2 separate regions of the Homo sapiens genome follow, and region 1 is linked to region 2. A link is an interaction called in ENCODE POLR2A ChIA-PET data of the cell type or tissue named here. Cell type or tissue: B cell. All regions are shown on one strand. Each heading gives the region's core, and the rest is flanking DNA. Links, peaks and the distances in the headings are about the cores only.

The links. Peaks named below come from ENCODE experiments on the same cell type or tissue, not always from the same donor. Only the 100,000 strongest peaks of a DNase experiment are listed, where the experiment ranks them.
Region 1: POLR2A ChIA-PET joins it to region 2 with 10 read pairs; 2 of 35 experiments call an interaction of 5 or more read pairs at or near these places.

What each region holds. Positions count from the first base shown.
Region 1 is chr19:12,030,788-12,039,505 of GRCh38, forward strand. It overlaps ZNF433 (zinc finger protein 433), which reads right to left and starts at 4,892. Exons shown (of 4, transcript NM_001308348.2): 1 at 4,750-4,892. The coding sequence starts at 4,752. ZNF433-AS1 (ZNF433 and ZNF878 antisense RNA 1) reads left to right here. Exons shown (of 3, transcript NR_134929.1): 2 at 4,767-4,985. RefSeq lists silencers at 4,427-4,546, 4,557-4,606, 4,847-5,006. In B cell, for the core only: no CTCF peak of the experiment used is centred there; a DNase peak (open chromatin) is centred at 4,974; H3K4me3 peaks cover 1,884 bases; H3K27ac peaks cover 932 bases.
Region 2 is chr19:12,534,228-12,542,945 of GRCh38, forward strand. All of the region lies in intron 1 of ZNF564 (zinc finger protein 564), which reads right to left. Among named protein-coding and RNA genes, the nearest start is that of ZNF564, 13 kb to the right of the region's middle. In B cell, for the core only: no CTCF peak of the experiment used is centred there; no DNase peak of the experiment used is centred there.

The DNA of each region.
Region 1 (8,718 bases), core at 2,478-7,477, 500 kb before region 2:
AACTAAAAGAGCTGGGCATACTGGCTTATGCCTGTAATCCCAGCACTTTTGGAGGTGGAGGCAGGATTACTTGAGCTCAGGAATTCGAGACAAGCCTGAGCAACATGGTGAAACCCCGTCTCTATGAAAAATACAAAAATTAGCTGGGTGTGGTGGAAAACACCTGTAGTTCTAGCTATTTGGGAAGCTGAAGCAGGAAGATCACTTGAACCTGGGAGGTGGGGGTTGCAGTGGTGTGGCTGGCTCACGCCTGTACTCCCAGCACTTTGGGAGGCTGAGGTGGGCAGATCACGAGGTCAAGAGATTGAGACCATTCTGGCCAACACGGTGAAACCCCGTCTCTACTAAAAATACAAAAATTAGCTGGATGTGGTAGTGCGTGCCTGTAGTCCCAGCTACTTGGGAGGCTGAGGCAGGAGATTTGCTTGAACCCAGGAGGCGGAGGTTGCAGTGAGCAGAGATTGCGCCACTGCACTCCAGCTTGTTGATAGAGTGAGACTCCATCTCAAAAAAAAAAAAAAAACAAAACAAAAAAAAAAACAAAGCAGCTGACCAACATTCATGTTAAAATAGATATCAAGCCAGGCACAGTGGCTCACACCTGTAATCCCAGCACTTTGGGATGCCAAGAAGGGGCGGATCACTTGATGTCAGGAATTCAAGATCAGCCTAGCCAGCATGGCGAAACCCCTTCTCAACTAAAAAAAATACAAAAATTAGCTGGGCGTGGTGGCAGTCACCAGCTACTCAGGAGGCTAAGGCACAAGAATCGCTTGGACCCAGGAGGTGGAGGTTGCAGTGAGCCAAGATCGTGCCACTGCACTCCAGCCTAGGCAACACAGTGAGACTCTGTCTAAAAAATAAAGTAATATCAAAAGACAAAACAGACTCTTTGTGGAAATAAGACACGAAATCTTGGCAATACAGGAAGACCTCATCCCTACAAAAAATAACTAGCTGGGCAGAGTGGCATGCACCTGTGAGCCCAGCTACTCGGGAGGCTCACGATGATTGCTTGAGCCCAGGAGGTCAAGGCTGTAGTGAGCTGTGATCACACCAGTACACTCCAGCCTGGGTGACAGCAAGACCCTTTAAAAAAAAAAAAAAAAAGTCCTCCATCCTGCAAAGAACTGTTTTTTTTTTTTCTTTCTCTTTTTCTTTTTTTTTTTTTGAGATGGAGTTTCACCGTTGCCCAGTCTGGAGTGCAGTGGCGCAATCTCGGCTCACCGCAACCTCTGCCTCCCAGGTTCAACCAGTTCTCCTGCCTCAGCCTCCCGAGTAGCTGGGACTACAGGCTTGTGCCACCATGCCCGGCTTTTTTTTTGTATTTTTAGTAGAGACAGGGTTTCACCATGTTGGCCAGGATGGTCTCGATCTCCTGACTTGGTGATCTGTGCGCCTCGACCTCCCAAAGTGTTGGGATTACAGGCGTGAGCCACCACGCCTGGCCAGAACTGATATTTTGGGTACTCTTTGTAATTCACCAATCTACCATACTTTCTTGTGGAAATTATTTCATTTTTCTCCAGTTAAAATAGTAAACTTTCCCTATTTTTCTCCAGTAGCATTCCTAAAACTAGTCCCTATAACATCATTGGAAATCACCCACAACAAAAGGATACACCTGAGAAATGTACTACACTGCCCGCAGAGAAGAAAAAAACATATTAAGAAATGGAATATAAGACTAAATAGCGATTTTTTTTTTTTTTTTGAGATGGAGACTCGCCCTGTAGTGCAGGCTGGAATACAGTGGTGCAATGTCAGCTCACTGCAGCCTCCACCTCCCAGGTTCAAGGGATTCTCGTGCCTCAGTCTCCCTAGTAGTTGGGATTATAGGCATGCACCACTATACTCAGCTAACTTTTGTATTCTTAGTTGAAACAGGGTTTCATCATGTTGGCCAGGTTGGTCTTGAACTCCTGACCTCAGGTGATCCACCTGCCTTGGCCTCTCAAAGTGCTGGGATTACAGGTGTGAGCCACTGCATCCAGCCATTTTTCTGAAATCTACCTCTTTCTGGCCTGTGTGTAAAATTTTCTTATTTTGCAAGGTCTAGTGAAAAATGCAAATTACAATTAATAAAAAACCTGAAGCTGCAATAAGTGAACAATTATTTACAAAAAGACAAACCCACAGAGGGGCAATGCTGACTAGAAAGAACACAGTGATGTTTGACTCAAGTGTCAGGCCATCCTATCACATGGGACATTTCTCTGTGCCCATCCTGCTCACTGAAGTGCTGAGTGACTATTTTCCAACAACACTGCACTGTGCCCCTGTGTGCCCCAAGTGCATTTCCTTTTTTTTTTTTCCCCTCTCTTGAGACAGAGTCTCACTCACTTGCCCAGGCTGGAGTGCAGTGGTGCGATGTCCGCTCATTGCAGAATCCACCTCCCAGGTCCAAGCAATTCTCAGGCCTCAGCCTCTGGAGTAGCTGGGACTACAGGTGTGTGCCATCACACCTGGCTGATTTCTTTTGTATTTCTAGTAGAGCCAAGGTTTCACCATATTGGCCAGGCTGGTCTCAAACTCCTGGCCTCAAGTGATCTACCCACCTCAACCTCCCAAAGTGTTGGGATTATAGGCATGAGCCACTGCACCTGGCCAGTGCATTTTCATTTACGAGGCTGAGGCAGGAGAATGGCATGAACCCGGGAGGTGGAGCTTGCAGTGAGCAGAGATTGTGCCACTACACTCCAGCCTGGGCGACAGAGCGAGACTCCGTCTCAAAAAAACAAAAACAAAAAACGGGCCAGGCGCAGTGACTCACACCTGTAATCCCAGCACTTTGGGAGGCCAAGGCGGGTGGATCACAAGGTCAGGAGATCAAGACCATCCTGGCTAACACAGTGAAACCCCGTCTCTACTAAAAATACAAAAAATTAGCCAGGCGTGGTGACGGGCTCCTGTAGTCCCAGCTACTTGGGAGGCTGAGTCAGGAGAATGGCGTGAACCCGGGAGGCGGAGCTTGCAGTGAGTAGAGATCGCGCCACTGCACTCCAGCCTGGGTGACAGAACAAGACTCTGTCTCCAAAAAAAAACAAAAACAAAAACAAATAGTTGATACTACAAATTGAAGAAGGAGAGTTGGTGTCTGCAAATTTTAGAAAGGAACTGAAATTTTAGTATTGTACTGCAAGCTCTCCAGAGGTAGGCCAGGGTCACAGGGTGGAGGGTTTGAGATCTCACTTCCCATATATTTGGAAAATGCAGAGAAGTACCAGTTAACTGGGGAGTGTTGAAAATTTTGAATAAGAAGTAATTAAACTTAATGCCTATAGTACTCTAAGATCTTGGCCAAGAACATGGAAATCAAATTCAAATGCTATTCATATAAAGTACTAACTTATGTGACGGTATGTGGCCTGAGAAAACAATAACAAGTTACTAATTTATTGGGAAATGAAATATGGGCTTAACCAGGTACAATTGGTCGAGTAACCTCTGATTATACAACCAAAAATTTTCCACTGTATGGTCTGTGAAAATAAGTAATTCAAAAATTGAAGCTGTTGGAACTCTAAATTATCTTGAAGTTTAAAGTAATGTGACTCTGGAATTGAGTCACCTGACACTGGAAAGAGCCAGCTGGAACCCTCCCACACTTGACTACAGATTAACCATCAGACAGGCTTCACTATACCTGGACAGGCCTCATTATACCCGCTTCCTTTAGGAGTTTCCACATAGCCACTGACCCACCTTCATGTTAAAACAGACATCAGCCAACTGGAAACACAGACTCTCTGTGACAATAAGAAACCAAATTACAAACAAGACCTAAGGCCATGCAAGGCAAGAGGTAAGTCAAATCTTAGAATTCACAAAATCTAAAGAAACAGGTCTTTTGTTTTGGGTGGGATGAAATCATATGACAGATACCAGACCCTCTTCACTTAAGCAATCCTTCCTACCGCCTCGAAGTTTTAGACAAAGCTTCACACTCTCCACCAACGGCCACCTTCAGAATCCCTCAACCACCTGCACCTTCTAACCCCCCTTCCACAGGTCCCGCCCTTTCTGCCAAAGGAACTTACACCTTTCCAGGCATTGATGCATGATTCTCCCTGCAATTCCTGTCTCCCTGAAATGAATAAAAACAGTCTTGAGCCGCCTCGGGACCACTTACTTCAGGCCTCCTGGGGTTGTGTTTTCCTCAGCTGAGGCCTCTCCTATTCGGCTCTGAATAAACTTCTTTAAGTTATTTTACACAGCTTGGCATTTTCCGTTAACAAATTACAAGCCAGGACTGGGTGTTTATCATTCAGGAATCTCAAAGGAACTCTAATTATTAATATATTTTTTAAAACCTATTCTGAGAAGCAAAACTATAATTGTTAACGTGTCTCAGTTTAATTTTTAAGAGGAGAAAGGCGCTACTGGGGACCCCACAGCCCACCCTCCTCCTACACAAACCCCCACACCCGAGGCGGGATCCCCCCATGACCCTCGCGTAGTCCCCGCACAATGTGGGGAGACGCGGGGCAGCGGGCGCGGAGCTGCCCAGAGAGGGCTCTGGGAACTGGGTGACAGTCACCGCGCAGGGACAGGACGAGACGCCCGGGTCCCGGCGGCCGGCCCAGCCCCACTGTGGGGCCAAGGGGACCAAGGGCCGAGCTGTCCCACGGGAAATCGGGTCCCAGACCCCGGAGTCGCCGCGGGGAGGCCCGGGTCCCACCACAGCCGGTTCCGGCCGGTTCCAACCAGCTCCTCCCCCGCCTCGGGACCCCTGGCCCGCACGCTCACCATTTCTTGCCTTTCAGGTGACTCCCACGACCAGTGCGGGTCACAGCACAGGCGACAGAAGCTATGGCAGAGGCACCTGAACCCTCTCGGAGGGGAAAGCCAGGCTCCCAACCTCAGCTCGCCGCCTGGAGCCGGGAACCGAGGAGAGCAGGGCCTTCGCCCTCCCCGATGGACACTCGGCAGGCCCCGCCCAGCGCCCCTGATTGGACGAAGCGCCGGGCCCCGCCCCCTCAGCCGTGAGTGACAATAGAAGCCCTTGGTAACGGGGCTCTGAAAACGGGTTTGACCGGATCCAGCGATAGATTCTTTAAGCCAGAGGTCTGTAACCTTTTTAGCACCAGAACCGGTTTCGTGGAAGACAGTTCTCCTACGGGGGCAGATAGTTTCGGAATGAAACTTCCACCTCAGATCAGGCATTTTATCCTCATAAGGCGAACCCAACCTAGATCCCTCGCATGTGCAGCTCACAATAGGGTTCGGGCTCCTATGACAGACTAATGCCTCTGCTGATCTGACAGGAAGCATATCTCTGGCGATAATGCCCGCTGGCTCGCCCGCCAGCCGCTCACCTCCTGCTGTGCGGACTGGTTCCTTACAGGCCATGGACCGGGGGTTGGGGACCCCTGCCATAGAGTACTGTTGAATAGAAACTTTAGCTCGTCCGGCGGTGGGCTGGGGGGGTGGGGGTAGCTCATGCCTGTAACCCCACCACTTTGGGAAGCCAAGGCAGGCAGATTGCTTGAGCCTAGGAACTTAAGCCCAGCCTGGGTAACATAGCAAAACCCCGCCTCTACAAAAAATACAAAAATTAGTCGGGCGTGGTGGTACATGTTTGCAGTCCCAGCTACTCGGAAGGCTGAAATGAGAGGATCGCCTGAGCCCAGAGAGGTCGAGGCCACAGTGAGCTGTGATTTTACCAGCCTGGATGTCAGAGTGAGACCCTGTCTCCGAAAAAAAAAAAAAAAAAAAAGACAGGGAATTGCAGTGGAGTTTAATATACATAGAGCCGGCTAAATGAAAGAGAAGAGTTTTATTTTTATTCAATTCTGTCTCCCTAAAAAATGGGAGGCTAGGTTTTGTTTTTTTGGTTTTTTTTTGAGACGGAATCTCTCTGTCGCCCATGCTGGAGTGCAGTGGCGCAATCTCGGCTCAGTGCAACCTCCGCCTCCCGGGTTCAAGCGATTCTCCTGCCTCAACCTCCTGAGTAGCTGGGATTACAGGCATGCGCCACCATGCCCGGCTAATTTTTGTATTTTTAGTAGAGACGGGGTTTACCATGTTGGTCAGGCTGGTCTCAAACTCCTGACCTCATGATCCACCCGCCTCGGCCTCCCAAAGTGCTGGGATTACAGGCCTGAGCCCCCGCACCCGGCCGAGGCTAGGGTTTTAAAGATAATTTGGTGAGCAGAAGGCTGGAAAATGGGGAATGCTGATTGGTCGCGAAAAGGATATCACAGGAAGTCTCAGCTGTCTTCTTGCACTGAGTCAGTTCTTGGCTAGGGGCCACTGGAGCAGGTGAGCCAGTTTATTGGTCTGTGTGATGCCAGCAAATTTATCAGAATGAAGGGTCTCAAAAATACCTCAAACACCAATCTTAGGTCTTACAACAATAATATTATCCACAGGAGCAAGTGAGAAGGTTGGGAATCTTGTGTACTCTGGCCGCATATTTCCTGAACCATAATTTCTAATCTTGTGGCTAATTTCTTAGTTTTACAAAGGCAATCTGGTTCCCAAGCAAGGAGACAATTTCTTTACGGAAGCGGCAGTTATGACTTTTGCTTTAAAGCTAAACTAAACTCCTTCCAATATTAGTAAGACCTATACCCGGGAATGAACAAGGGTAGCTTGGAGGCTAAAGAAAAGATGGAGTTCGCTTAGATCTGATCTCTTTCACTGTCATAATTTTCTCACTGTTATAATTCTTGCAAAAGGGTTTTCAGATGTAGAGTCATACTTTTAGCTCCTGGCAACATTTATGTTGGAACTCTTATACAGCAACTAAATCACTGGAACAGGATAATTGGTTGAGGATTTACTAACTGCTCCATCAGGTGGAAGTGGCACTCCTTACTAATTTACCTGAAAGCACTATTTCCTGAGCCATGGAGACTGAGTATAGCAATGATATGTGATCTAAAGAAGTTCCCACTCTGCTTCTTCTCTGCAGTGAAGTCCTGCCAGGCACGTTACTACTTCCACTGCCACTTTTTCCTCCTCCAAATGTGGCTAAGCAATTACTTCCCTTATGGAAGACTGTACAAAGATGAAAACATGGCTAGGTTGATGGGGTCACTCTGAGACAAGGTAGACTTATGTTATACTTTTTGCAAAGGTGACTTCAGATATGGAATCATAATTTTAGCTGCTGGCAGCAATGATGTTGGAATTCATATACAGACACTAAATGACTGGAAAAGGACAATTGGTTGAAGGTTTACTAATTGTTCCCTCAAGAGGAAGTGCCATTCCCTATTGATTTAATTGACAGCACTATTTCCTCAGCCATGGAAACTGAGTACAGCAATAATATGTGATCTAAAGAACATTCCACTCTGAGGGCCAGATGCAGTGGCTCATGCCTATAATCCCAACATTTTAGGAGGCCAAGGCAGGCAGATCACGTGAGGTCAGGAGTTAAAGACCAGCCTTGCCAACACAGTGAAACCCCATCTCTACTAAAATCACACAAATTAGCTGGGTGTGGGCTGGGTTTGGTGGCTCACACCTGTAATCCCAGCACTTTGGGAGGTCGAGGTGGGCAGATCATCTGAGGTCAGGAAATCAAGACCAGCCTGACCAACATGGAGAAACTCCATCTCTATTAAAAATACAAAATTAGCTGGGCATGCTGGCACATGCCTGTAATCCCAGGTACTCGGGAGGCTGAGGCATGAGAATTGCTTGAACCTGGGAGGTGGAGGCTGCAGTGAGCTGAGATCGCGCCACTGCACTCCAGCCTGGGTGACAGCGTGAGACTCTATCTTCAAAAAAAAAAGGCTGGGCGCGGTGGCTCATGCCTGTAATCCCCACACTTTGAGAGGCCGAGGCGGGTGGATTACCTGAGGTCAGGAGTTCAAGACCAGCCTGGCCAACATGGTGAAACCCCGTCTCTACTTAAAATACAAAAAATTAGCCGGGCGTGGTGGTATGTACCTGCAATCCCTGCTACTCGGGAGGCTGAGGCAGGAGAATTGCTTGAACCTGGGAGGCAGAGGTTGCAGTGAGCCGAGATCGCACCACTGCACTCCAATCTGGGGGACAAGAGCGAGACTTCGTCTCAAAAACAAAACAAAAAAAAAAAACTTTCTACTCTGCTTCTTCCCTCTGGTAATGTTCTGCCAGGTACATTAGTACTTCCAGACACTTTTTCCTCCTCCAAAGGTAGCTAAGCAATTGTTATTTCCCTCATGGAAAACTAAGTATAAATGGGAATATAGCTAGACCAATGAGGTCATGCAGAGGCAAAGGAGACTTATGTTGTTTATCAAGTTTTCTTTTCAGTACCTTAATTTTCACTTCTATTTGTTTAATTTTTTATTTTTTTGGAGACAGAGCCTCACTCTGTCATCCAGGCTGGAATGTACTAGCGTGATCTCAGCTCACTGCAACCTCTACCTCCCGGGTTAAAGCAATCCTCTTACCTCAGCCTCCTGAGTAGCCGGGACCACAGGCCCGTGCCACCATGCCTGGCTAATTTTAGTGTTAGTTTGTAGACACAAATTCTCACTATGTTGCCCAGGCTGGTCTTAAACTCCTGGGCTCCAGCAATCTGCCCACTTTGACCTCTCACACAGTGCTGGGATTGATTACAGGCCTGAGCAACCATGCCCGGCCTTCATTTCTACTTTTTGATTATTTTAAAATTTATTTATTTTTCTTTATTTTTAGAGACAAGATCTTCCTACCTAGTCCAGACTGGGGAACAGTGCAGCATTAAACTAATCCTCCTGACTCAGCTTCCTGACA
Region 2 (8,718 bases), core at 2,452-7,451:
AAAGTATATCGATTTAGAAGGAAGAAATAAAATTGTCTTTGCTGCATAAGACATGATTATATAAAATATATAGATGGCATATAAACATATGAAAACATGCATATTTTGTCACTGGGGAATTACAAATTTAAAAATTAAAGACTAACACAACCTTTATTAGAATGGCTAAAATTTAAAACACTGAGAACACCAAATGATGGCAAAGATGTGAAGCAATAGGAACCCTCATTTGTTACTTGTGGGAATGGAAAACAGTGCACCTATTTTGGAAGATGGTCAGTTTCTTATAAAACTAAACATACTCGGCCAGGCACAGTGGCTCATGCCTGTAATCCCACAACTTTGGGAGGCCAAGGAGGGTGGATCACCTGAGGTCAGGAGTTCAAGACCCGCCTGGCCAACATGGTGAAACCTTGTCTCTACTAAAAATACAAAAATTAGCTGGGCATGGTGGCACATGCATGTAATCCCAGCTACTCGAGAGGCTGAAGCAGGAGAATTGTCTGAGCCCAGGAGGTGGAGGCTGCAGTAAGCCGAGATCTTGACACTGCACTCCAGCCTGGACGACAGAGCAAAACTCTGTCTCAAAACAAAACTAAACAAAACATACTCAACATATAACCTAACAATCATGCTCCTTGGTATTTATCAAAATAAGCTGAAAACATGTTCACACAAAAACCTGTACATGGATGTTTATGGGAGTTTTATTCATAATTTCTAGAATTTAGAGTTAACCAAGAGATTCTTGATAAACAAATGAACAATCTGCAGTACATCCATATGATTAAATATAATCATATGGATGAAAAGAAGATATCAAGCCATGATAAGACATAGAGGAAATTTAAAAGTACGTCACTGGGCCAGGTGTGGTGGCTCACACCTGTAATCCCAGCACTTTGGGAGGCAGAGGCGGGAGGATCACCTGAGGTCAGGAGTTTGAGACCAGCCTGACCAAACGGTGAAACCTCATCTCTACTAAAAATAAAAAAATCAGCCGGGCATGGTGGCGGACACCTGTAATCCCAGCTACTCAGGAGGCTGAGGCAGGAGAATCGCTTGAACCAAGGGGGCGGAGGTTGCAGTGAGCCAAGATCACATCACTGCACTCCAGCCTGGGTGACAGAGTGAGACTCCGTCTCAAAAAGAAAAAAAGAAAAGTATGTTACTAAGTGATAGAATCCAATCTAAAAAGGCCATATACAATGTATTACCAACTATAAGATATTCTGCAAAAGACAAAACTATGGGACATGAAAAAGTCTTTGGTTTTAAGGGATTTCAGGATGCAAAGGGCAGATGAATGAATGTGTAAACTATAGGTGATTTTTAGGGCAGTGAAACTACCCTAACAGAAATAACACATGTCATTAAACATTGTCAAAGTCCAGTGAATATACAATAGTCAACTCTAATGTAAAATGTAAACATTAATGCATCCATATTGGTTCAACTGTAGTAAATGTACCACAGTAATACAATATATAAAAAATAGGGCAAACTGGCCGGGTGCGGTGGCTCACGCCTGTAATCCCAGCACTTTGGGAGGCTCAGACAGGCAGATCACGAGGTCAAGAGATCGAGACCATCCTGGCCAACATGGTGAAATCCATCTCTACTAAAAATACAAAAATTAGCTGGGCGGAGTGGTGCGTGCCTGTAGTCCCAGCTACTTGGGAGGCTGAGGCAGGAGAATTGCTTGAACCCGGGAGGTGCAGGTTGCACTGAGCTGAGACTGTGCGACTGCATTCCAGAGTGGCGACAGAGCGTGACTCCGTCTCAAAAAAAAAAAAAAAAATAGGGCAAACCGTAAAGAAGAGTGATCATTAAATAACTCTGTACTTAATGATCAATTTTTCTGTAAACTTAAAACTGTTCTGAAAAAAATCTGTTACAAAAAGTTAAAATGAAGAGACTCATGACTGAAAAGTAACTAATCACTGAACCATGTTTTTTCTTTTTTTGAGACAGGGTCTCATTTTGTCACCCAGATTGGAGTGCAGTGGTATGATCACAGCTCACTGCAGCCTCAACCTCCAAGGCTAAAGTGATCCTTCCACCTCAGCCTCCCAAGGATCTGGGACTACAGGTACATGTCACCATGCTCAGGAAATTTTTGTATTTTTTGTAGAGACGGGGTTTTGTCATGTTGCCCAGGCTGGTCTCAAACTCTTGGGCTCAAGCAATCTGCCTACCTTGGCCTCCCAAAGTGCTGACATGGCAGGCGTAAGCCACCACGCCTGGCCCATATCATATTTCATGCAACTGATTTGAACTTATTTTAGTAAGCCATTATGGTCATGAATGAGGTCTTCAGCCAATGCCTTGTTTAGGAGCCCTGCACTGTATATTCCGAGAAGTTAGGAGCCCAGCACTGTATATTCTGAGAAGTTAAATTAGGGCCTTGGTTACCATCAGTACTGTCTAGAATTCGGACATGGATGAGTATCCATGGTATTGTGGACTTCGTATAAGATATGTATTGGCCAGGCAAGGTGGCTCACATCTGTAATCCCAACACTTTGGGAAGCCGATAGAGTGAGCCATCACATCCAGCCCTGAAGTCTTATTCTCATTGGTAAATACAAGAAAAACAGTAACAGATTATATAGATTTGGAATGAACCTGAAAACTCCTAATACTTTTAACAGATGGTTTTTAGTATATATGTGCAATCATAATCACAATTTTCATCACCTCAAAAATAAGCCCATGTACTTTTTACCTGTCAATCTCCTATCCTCCCATCTTCTTCTGCCAGTCCCCAGCCCTTGATAAGCAGCAATCTTTCGGTCTCTATAGATTTTCCTATTATGGACTTCCATATAATCAGAATCATGCCATGTGGTATGTGACTGGCTTCATTATAGGTTTCTCAAGTCACATCCATGTTGTAGCACGCATCCCCACTTTGTATTTATGGTAGAATTATATTCCACTGGATGGATATTACACATTTTCTTTATCTATCATCCAATGATGTATTACAGTCAGCCCTCCATACTTGGAGTTTCTGTATCCTCAGATTCGACCACCCTCTGATCATGTACTATGTGATTAGGTCTATGATGGTTAGGTATATACTGAACATGTACAGACTTTTTCTTCTTTTTATTATTCCCTAAACAACACAATATAACAACTATTTTACCTAAAATTTATGTTGTATCAGGTATTATAAGTGAGCTAAAGATGATTTAAAGTATATGGAAGACAATGTTTTCTAAGCCGGGCGTGGTGGCTCACGCCTGTAATTCCAGCACTTTGGGAGGTCGAGGGGGGCGGATCACCTGAGGTCGGGAGTTCGAGACCAGCCTGACCAAAAAGGAGAAACCCTGTCTCTACTAAAAATACAAAATTAGCCAGGTGTGGTGGCGCATGCCTGTAATCCCAGTTACTGGGGAGGCTGAGGCAGGAGAATCACTTGAACCCGGGAGGCGGAGGTTGCGGTGAGCCGAGATTTCGCCATTGCACTCCCGCCTGGGCAACAAGAGTGAAACTCCGTCTCAAAAAAAAAAAAAAAGAAAAAAAAGAAAAGAAAATGTTTTCTTAATTTCCATTTTGGGTTGTTCAGTGACAATGTATAAAAATAACAGATTTTTGCAGGTTCCATTTGTATGCTACCAATTTGCTTAATTCATTTATTACTTCTAAGTGCGTGTGTGGGGTGGGGGAAGTTCTTGGAAGTTCTACATGTAAAATCACATAATTTGTGAACAGGAAAAAATTTCCTTCTTCCTGTCCAATTCTGATATCTTTTCTTTTTCTTGTCTAATTACTCTGACTAGAACATCCGGTACTATGGCGAATAGTAGTGGTAAAAGTTAACTAAGTCTCAATAGATTTTTTTAAATAGAATAAAAAATAATAGTAAGTTAAAATATAAAATGATTGTATAACACACATTCAACATACGAATATACATTTACACTGTTAATATATAAATACAAAATAAAGTAAAATATAAAATAATATTAGCTCGGTGCAGTGGCTCACACCTGTAATCCTAACACTTTAGGAGGCAAAGACAGGAGGACTGCTTAATGCCAAGGAGTTTAAGACCAGCCTGGACAACATAGTGAAATCCTGTCTCTATTAAAAAAAAAAAAATTTGGCCAGGCGCAGTGGCTCACGCCTGTAATCCCAGCACTTTGGGAGGCCAAGGTGGGTGGATCACGAGGTCAGGAGTTAAACACTAGCCTGGACAAGATGATGGAACCCCATCTCTACTAAAAATACAAAAAAATTAGCCAGGCATGGTGGTGGGCACCTGTAATCCCAGCTACTTGGGAGGCTGAGGCAGAGAATTGCTTGAACCCAGGAGGCGGAGGTTGCAGTGAGCCAAGATTGCGCCATTGCATTCCAGCCTGGGCAACACAGCAAGACTCTGTCTAAAAAAAATAAATAAATAAAAAATAAAAAAATTTTAACTAGTCGAGTGTGGTGGCACAAGCCTGTAATCCCAGCTACTTGGGAGGCTGACACAGAAGGATACTTGAGTACAAGAGGTCAATGCTACAGTGAGCTATGATTGCGCCACTACACTCCAGTCTGGGCGACAGAGCAAGACCCTGTCTCAAAAAAAAAAGTATCAACTTTAGTTAATAATAATGTTATTGGTTTGCCAATTTTCATCATTATCAGATGTAATATGTTGGTTTATAATCATAACTAATACACTACACTAACGCAGTATGTTAAAAATAGGGGAGGTAGGCCAGGCGTGGTGGCTCACGTCTGTAATCCTAGCACTTTGGGAGGTCGAGGCAGGTGGATCACCTGAGGTCAGGAGTTCAAGACCAGCCTGGCTAATGTGGCGCAATCCAGTCTCTACTAAAAAAATTCAAAAAAAAATTAGCTGGACATGGTGGTGGGCGCCTGTAATCCCAGCTACTCCGGAGGCTGAGGCAGAAGAATCGCTTGAATCTAGGAGGCAGACATTGCAGTAAGCTGAGATCGTGCCTCCTGTCACCACACTCCAGCCTCGGTGACAGAACGAGACTCCATCTCAAAAAAAAAAAAAAAAAAATAGGGGAGGTAGGGAAAAGGGGCTCTGTAATAGCTCCCAAATTTTTCTGTAAACTATGAATTAAAAAAGCAAATAAACTAACCTTTCATGGAAAATTCTAGTGTAAAAAAAGAAAGCTGGCTGGGCACAGTGGCTCACGCCTGTAATTCCAGCACTTTGGGAGGCCGAGGCGGGTGGATCACAAGGTCAGGAGTTCGAGACCATCCTGGCTAACATGGTGAAACCCCATCTCTAATAAAAATACAAAAAAAAAAAAAAAAGAGTAGGGCAAGGTGGCACGTACCTGTAGTCCCAGTTACTTGGGAGGCTGAGGCAGGAGAATCGCTTGAACCCAGGAGGCAGAGGTAGCAGTGAGCCGAGATCGTGCCACTGCACTCCAGCCTGGGCGACAGAGCGACAATTCCTCTCAAAAAGACAAAAAAGAAAAAGAAAAAGGCCAGGCGCAGTGGCTCACGCCTGTAATCCAAGCACTTTGGGAGGCTGAGGTGGGCGGATCACAAGGTCAGGAGATAAAGACCATCCTGGCTAACTCGGTGAAACCCCATCTCTACTAAAACTACAAAAAAGAAAAATTAGCCAGGTGTGGTGGTGGGCGCCTGTAGTCCCAGCTACTCGGGAGGCTGAGGCAGGAGATTGGCGTGAATCTGGGAGGCGGAGCTTGCAGTGAGCCGAGATCGCGCCACTGCACTCCAGCCTGGGTAACAGAACGAGACTCCGTCTCAAAAAAAAAAAAAAGAAAAAAGAAACCTGACATTCCATAGTACACACAGTATAATGCCACTTGCGTAAGATTCATTCAAAAATGAAATATGTAACTGACTGGCTTAAAATAAAATATATTGACATAGGGTTGAGTACACAGGTTAAGAAAAGCAAGGAAATTATCTTATAATCTATAACACTGGCCCCATCTGGAAAGAGAATGGATGATTTGGCTTCTAGGAATCATTTCAAGTGGGGCATGTGGTGAGAAGTCTTCAAAGTCGTGGCCTGGCTGTCATGAGACTGACATTCCCTTTACAATGTTTCAGTTGACTGTGCAACTGTTTTATGTAGTTTCCTCATATGCAATATGTTTAGTAAGTTTCCACAATGAAAACTCAATACACAAATAAGTCTCAGTGTACTCCGAATTTTGAGCATCAAGCCATTGAAGTCAACATTTAAAAGAGAGCATAGGGCCAGTGTGGTGGCTCACATCTGTGATCCCAACACTTTGGGAGGCTGAGGCGGACAGATCAGTTGAGGTCAGGAGTTCGAGACCAGTCTGGCCAACATGGTGAAACTCCATCTCTATTAAAAATACAAAAACCGGCTGGGTGTGGTAGCTCATGCCTGTAATCCCAGCACTTTGGGAGGCCAAGGCGGGCAGATCACAAAGTCAGGAGATCGCCACCATCCTGGCTAACATGATGAAACCCCGTCTCTACTAAAAACACAAAAAATTAGCCGGGCGTGGTGGCGGGCGCCTGTAGTCCCAGCTACTCGGGAGGCTGAGGCAGAAGAATGGTGTGAACTCGGGAGGCAGAGCTTGCAGTGAGCCGAGATGGCACCACTGCACTCCAGCCTGGGTGACACAGCAAGACTCCGTCTCAAAAAAAAATCAGCCAGGTCTGGTGGCAGGCACCTGTAGTCCCAGCTACTCGAGAGGCTGAGGTAGGAGAATTGCTTGAACCCAAGAGTGGAGGTTGCGGTGAGCTGAGATCATACCACTGCACTCCAGCCTGGGCAACAGAGACTCTGTCTCAAAAAAAAAAAAAGACAGCATAGCCCCAGCCTCAGGAATGTGGCAAAACCCTGTCTCTACAAAAAAAAAAAAAAAAAAAAAAGAAACACAAAAATTAGCTGGGTGTGGTGGCACGCACCTGCAGTTCCAGCTACTCAAGAGGCTCGAGGGAGGAGGATCACCTGAGCCCAGGAAGTCTAGGCTGCAGTGAGCCATTGACTGCACTACTGCACTCCACCCTGGGTGATGGGGTTAAGACCCTGCCTCAAAAAACAAAAATAGCTAGGCAGGGTGGCTCACGCCTGTAATCCCATCACTTTGGGAGGCTGAGATGGGCGGATCACCTGAGGTCAGGAGTTCGAGACCAGCCTGGCCAACAAGGCAAATGCCCATCTCCACTAAAAATACAAAAAAATTAGCTCGGCGTGGTAGAACGCACCTGTAATCCCAACTACTTGGGAGGCTGAGGCAGGAGAATTGCTTGAACCCAAGAGGCGGAAGTTACAGTGAGCCAAAATCGCGCCACTAGACTCCAGCCTGGGGATGGAGACTCTGTCTCAAAAAAAAAAGAAAAAAAAAATCAAATTAGGAAGCACTACATGGAGAAATGGCATAGATCCTTAGAAAAGAGGCTGAATATTACCATGATATATGCTTAAGCTGTCCCAAATACAGTGCTTTATTTAATTCCATAAAATTCACAACCAGATTTGCTTGGTATGTTATTAAACTTAAGAAATGCTATTTCTGCCAGGCATGGTGGCTCACGCCTGTAATCCCAGCACTTTGGGAGGCCGAGGCAGGCGGATCACATGGTCAGGAGATCAAGACCGTCCTGGCTAATACGGTGAAACCCCGTCTCTACTAAAAATACAAAAAATTAGCTGGGCGTAGTGGCAGGCACCTGTAATCCCAGATACTCAGGAGGCTGAGGCCGAGGAATCGCTTGAACCCGGGAGAGAAGAGGTTGCAGTGAGCCAAGATTGTGCCACTGCACTCCAGCCTGGGTGACAGAGCGAGACTCTGTCCAAAAAAAAAAAAAAAAAAAAGAAATGCTATTTCTTGGCAGGGCATGGTGGCTCACGCCTGTAATCCCAGCACTTTGGGAGGCTAAGGTGTTCAAGACCAGCCTGGCCAACACAGTGAAACCCCGACTCTACTAAAAATACAAAAATTAGCCGGGTATGGTGGTGGGCGCCTGTAGTCCCAGCTACTCGGGAGGCTGAGGCACAAGAATTGCTTGAACCGGGTAGGCAGAGGTTGCAGTGAGTAAAGATCACGGCACTACACTCCAGCCTGGGTAACAGAGTGAGACTCTGTCTCAAAAAAAAAAAAAAAAAAAAAAAGGTTTAAGAAACACTACTTCTAGGCCAGGCACACACATGGAATCCCAGCATTCTGGGAGGCCAAGGTAGGAGGATCACTTGAAGCCAGGAGTTCAAGATCAGCCTAGGCAACATAATGAAACCTCAACCAAAATTAAAAATTAGCTGGGCATGATAGCACGTGTCTGTAGTCCCAGCTACTCAGGAGGTTGAGGCAGGAGGATCGCTTGAACCCAAGAGTTGTAGGCTGCAGTGAGCTATGATCACGCCAGTGCAGATCATGCCTGGTGACATAGGGGGACCATCTCAAGGAAGAAAGGAAGGAAAGAAAGGGAAAGGAAGAAAGAAAAGAAAAAAGGAAAGGAAGGAAGGAAAGGAAAAAAAGGAAAGAAAGGAAGGAAAAGAAAAAAGGGCCGGGCACCATAGCTCATGCCTGTAATCCCAGCACTTTGGGAGGCCGAGGTGGGTGGATCACCTGAGGTCAGGAGTTCTACACCAGCCTGACCAACATAGTGAAACTCTGTCACTACTAAAAATACAAAATTAGCAGGGCATGGTGGCACATCCTGTAGTCCCAGCTACTTGGGAGGCTGAGGCAGGAGAATCAATTGAATCCCGGAGGCAGAGTTTGCAGT